2 separate regions of the Mus musculus genome follow, and region 2 is linked to region 1. The links are chromatin loops, found by intact Hi-C in ENCODE. Cell type or tissue: heart. All regions are shown on one strand.

What was found. Peaks named below come from ENCODE experiments on the same cell type or tissue, not always from the same donor. Only the 100,000 strongest peaks of a DNase experiment are listed, where the experiment ranks them.
Region 2: a loop joins it to region 1, with 2.3 times the contacts of the local background. A loop is called at or near these places in 7 of 42 quality-filtered maps.

Annotation. Positions count from the first base shown.
Region 1 is chr5:23,414,653-23,417,152 of GRCm38, reverse strand. All of the region lies in intron 1 of 5031425E22Rik (RIKEN cDNA 5031425E22 gene), which reads left to right. Among named protein-coding and RNA genes, the nearest start is that of 5031425E22Rik, 17 kb to the left of the region's middle. In heart, a CTCF peak has its summit at 1,198 (motif pointing left); DNase peaks (open chromatin) are centred at 792, 1,162 and 1,382.
Region 2 is chr5:23,655,383-23,657,882 of GRCm38, reverse strand. All of the region lies in intron 2 of Srpk2 (serine/arginine-rich protein specific kinase 2), which reads left to right. Among named protein-coding and RNA genes, the nearest start is that of Srpk2, 19 kb to the left of the region's middle. In heart, a CTCF peak has its summit at 1,084 (motif pointing right); no DNase peak of the experiment used is centred here.

The DNA.
Region 1 (2,500 bases):
TGTTGATGGGGAGGAAGCCACACAGTAGAGTATACTTGCAAATAATAGAAAGGTCAATCTAGTACAGACTTAAGATGTACTATTTATGTAAGCTATGTTAACAGTAAAAATACAAACCAAAATGAAACAGGCGAGGAGAGTTGTGGCTCAGTACTACTCGCCTGGCAACGCTGCACGGACAATCATTTAAAAATGCTGATGTGGAAAGATGGCTATCGTAGGCCTTGAAGTGATATTTACAAGATAATCCTAATTTTGCTTTAAAAAAAAAAAACCTCAGTATGTATTTGTGTGCACTTACTAAGGTGTTAGTGCCCTGCAGCTGTCAGGGTGCTGGATCACCTTGCCTGTCTATTTGTGACCTTAAATGTTCAGTGAAAATGTGTGACAGTGGAGAATAATAAAATATATTTTGTAAATCTGGTTGCTTGCATAAAATGAGTATTCTGTTGAGGAAAGAAAAGGTGGCACGTCAATAAATCAAAAAATAAAAATATTCAGAAATCAGGCATTCTGGGTAGAAGATATTTTCTCTAGATTTCAATTAAATATGAATGTTTGTTTCTGTTTTTAAAAATATGTACGAATTTTACTTGTCTAAAATAAAATTTAAAAGAAATGGTGTCTCTATTTAGTTCCTAGGATTTGACCTTAGGGCTCAGTAGTAAAGTATGTGCGTTCCCCAGCACCACCCCCTGAATACCGAGACCCGTGGTGTGAGCTGAAACTGCGCACATTCATTCCCCCAAGCCACACCCTGAATACTGAGACCGAGGTGTGAGCTGAAACTGTGTGCATTCATTCCCAGTGCCACACCCTGAATACAGAGACTGTGGTGTGAACTTAACTGGATAATCTAGTTGTTCCCACCTAAGTTACTTGCACTTTCTCTGTCACTATGCAGCAAAGAAAACGCCTAAGTGAAAGGCACCTTGTACAGCAGTCAGTATCAAGTAGAAACAGATTATTAATTGCTCGACATACAGCTTCAAGCTTTGGGGGGCTTGAGGTCTTTTGTTGTTCTTCTCTTCCTTAGTTGGAGGGACAAGGGTACACAACACCTTATCATAAAATGCATCATGCTTCTTCTGAGGAGAGCCTTTTTGGCTTGAAGCCATAGCTGATTATATATCTTGTACCAGTGTGAGACTTGACATTTGCAAAGCCCTGGTCGCAGTTTGTGTATTTAGCGCCCTCTAGTGGGTTACTTTATAAAAGCATAGTTTATCTTTAGCTAAAAGAGATTAAATTGTTTACCACCGCAGTGTAATTCGTTTTGCTTTCCATTGCATCCAAAGAGACCCTTTCCTGCTACAATAGTTTGCACTTGGCCAAGAGATGACCTAGGCTGTGGCCTTTGCGCTGTAGCTCCTCAGTATTTCTAGGTTTCAGGTTCCTAGTGTAAAGTGATGATAGATAGAAGTGCCAGCTTGGGATCATCTAAAGCTAAAGGAGCTGTAATGTGGGCACCTGACACAGTAGGAGCCTAGTAATGTAGGAGGAGCCTAGTAATGTAGGAGGAGCCTAGTTCTATATATTGCAAATCTAAGGTCTTGAGTGTAATAAGATACTTGAGGCCTGATATAGCCAATATTAATAAAGGTAAAGAAGCAGGTGTTCTAATTCTGCTAGTTGAGAGAATGAGAGCAATGTTCAATGGGAAAGAATAATTCCTAGATATAACTCTAATTTCTCTAGGACCATCGTTATTAAGTTGGAAAGGGGCAGAGGACAAGTTTGGAATCTGCTCTCCAACCTACTGTGAATTCTGGGGATCAAACTCGGGTCACCAGGCTTGCAGACAGAGTGCCTTTAGCTGCAGAGCCATGCCACAAGCTGCTGCTTAATGAGATAGTCATACCATTTCTGCAGCCTGGGAGCATGTTGGTTTTCTTTGCATCTGTCACAGCACTTAGATAAACTGCATGTGCTCAGCATCTAAATTTGACCTTTCCATGTTAGAGTTGACTGTATGGTAGACTTTAGAAAACAAGACAAAGAGTGGTAGATAGTACTTAAATCGAGCCAGGTACATGAAATAGCCCCAAAGATTTCTTGTTTGTAGCCTTATCTTGCATTGGTAGTCAAGGACTTTGGTACTTAGACTTTACCTCCTCAGCCCCACTCCCCAGGAACCCATGTACTTCAGGAAAGCACTGGGTGATTATGACCTGTGAATGACCAGAGTCTTTGACCAAGTGTCCCTAGGCCCATTATTCCTGTGTGCCATGTGTTAGACATGTGACTGTTGTCTCAAATTCCCTTCTGTTTCCTTAGTGATAGGCCAAATTTGTTTTCTTGTGAACTGGTTAACCTTTAATTGAGCCCTAGTTAATGTCAGGACATTGTACTAAGCATTTTTATATTCATGACTTAACCTTCACAGCTCTGATCAGTAAGATGCAAAGTACGATCCCATTTTCCACACAAAACTCCTAGTGGCTCTCTTAAGTGGCAGTCAGACTTCTGACCTAAAGCTGCCTCTATTTAAAGCCAATGG
Region 2 (2,500 bases), 240 kb before region 1:
TTCTTTGGGATTGGTTTTGCTACATAGAGGTTTCCACAGGCAAGTCTAAGAACACCTTTTACCCAGCAAGCAAAGGCTCTTTCAACCCAGTTCCAGCATGCTTTTTTTGTGTTCTGAGGCAAAGGTATAAGGCACCATTACAGGTAAGGCCGTGATATCTAGTTCTGGTGGGCAAATAACAGTGATAGTTCCTGTTTTGTTGTGGGGACTGCCTGGGCCTTGCTCACTGACAGCTTACATGGCAAGGCGGCCTCTTGGCACAAGGATTTTTTTTTTTTTTTAATTGTGGTTTCTTGGAATGGCTTTACCTGCACAGAGTATGTTAAAAAGTGTGTGTGTGTGTGTGAGAGAGTATGTGTGTGTGTGTGTGTGTGTGAGTGTGTGTGAGGGAGTGTGTGAGTGTGTGTGTATGAGAGTGTGTGTGTGTGAGAGTGTGTGTGTGTGTGTGTGTGAGGGAGTGTGTGAGTGAGAGTGTGTGTGTGTGTCTGTGTTTAAATTTTTTTTTTTGTTGTTTTTTGTTTTTGTTTTTTCGAGACAGGGTTTCTCTGTGTAGCCCTGGCTGTCCTGGAACTCATTTTGTAGACCAGGATGGCCTTGAACTCAGAAATCTGCCTGCCTCTGCCTCCCGAGTACTAGGATTAAAGGCGTGCCGTGTGCCCCCATGCCCGGCGTGTTTAAATTTCTCATCAGTTATCAGATTTCTGTAGGATTTTTCCATAGGTTAGGTGTGGTTGATCATTCTCACCACTCAACCTTCCCCTGCATTCCTGACCACTGCTGTTTTTAGACCTCAGACTATAGATCAGATTGTCCTAAAACTTTTAAATCTTTCTCCCTCAGTCTTCCAAGGCCTGAAAATGTAGTGTGAGCCACTTTCTAGCTTTAGTCACCATTAATTCTGATGTAGCTTTCAATTTTTCCCAAAGAGAAGTCTACTAGATTAGTTTGATTATGATGTCACAAAGAAGACAATGTTAGCAAGCACAAGTAAGCTTTTCGTGTGTTTAATTTTAACAATCGTGATACTTTATGTGAAGCGATGAATGAATTCAAATCCATTAATGTTCAAATGATGAATTTTACCAGCAGGTGGCAACAACAAATCACTATTTTTATAGTAAAACTAATAGCAAGATACACCTTACTTTTCCTACCAGTAAACAGTTGTGTGCTCATGCCCTTATCATATATGCTTTTTAAAAAGTGGATCTAGAGTTCATTAAATGAAATGGCCTGGAGCTCACAGAAGCCCCTGTGCCTGCCTCTTGAGTGTTGGCGTATAAGACATGTGCCACTTGGTCTTCTTGAGTATCCTAACCTGGCCTTAAGCTCACAAATGCTGAAAGTACAGGCCAGTGTCACTATGCCCAGTTTTGCAGTGTTTTTTTTTTTTTAAGACAGTCTTATTGTGTAGAGCAGGCTGTAGATCGCAGACTCATAGCAGTCTGCCTGTGAGTGCTGGGGTCAGAGGTGTGGGCCAGCACGTCCAGCTCTGCACAGTGCATTCTAAAAGTGTAATGGGTTTTTGAAAGTTTGACTGTTGTTTTGTGTCTCACTATGTTCTGAAGCTGACTTGACACTTCCTATGTAGAGCATGAAACTCGTTAAATAGACCAAGGTTGCCTTGGGCTCTTGACTGTCCTCCTCCCTCTGCTGCCATGTTCTGGGAGCGCATGCCCATGCTATCGCTCCCAGCTTCATTTTCAAACTGAGTGATGATCAGGTTTAGTACCCGGTGACTATAAAGGATTTGTCATGGGCTTATCATCTCCTCCTCCCTCCAGGTTTATAATAGTCTAGATGTTAGGATTTACCGAGAGTATACAAACAATTCTACATGATTCCAATGATTTATTTAGTAGTATTAATCTTAAATGATTTATTAACTAGAATTTATCAATATTTAGGCCTGATTTTCTTTGGCTAGCTAATACAGTTTATTTGGTTTTAAGTTAAAGGGTAGTTCTGCCATCTTTTGGTGCTCCTCACTGTTAGAATATTCACTCATTTGTTGGTATTTTCATTCACTGACAGGTCTTACTTTGTGATGTGGACTCTTGCCTCTCTGCCCCAACTGCAGGGATGACAGACATTCTTGTTCACTTTGTGTCTTGGCATTTTGCTTGGTTCAGTGCATGTGGACAGCTGGATTCTTGAGGATTTAGGCATATGAGGTCTTAACTCAATCAAGGCTTGGGATGACCTCAGGTGACACCCTGTTGAACAACTGGAGATTGTGGTTTCTGTAATTGTATACCCTCAAAATTCAATACTTGCCTTTGAAAGGTGCTAATGAATTTATAACTAATTTAAAGGAGGTCCCTCACACTAACTCCCTCCTCCCTCCCTTCCTCCCTCCCTTCCTTCCTTTCTTCCTCCCTTCCTCCGTTCTTCCTTCCTCCCTCCTCCAACCTCTATCCCCTCCTTTGTTTCTTCCTTCCTTTCATTTTTCCAGACAGGGTTTCCCTGTGTAGTCCTCATTGCCTCTGCCTCTTGGATC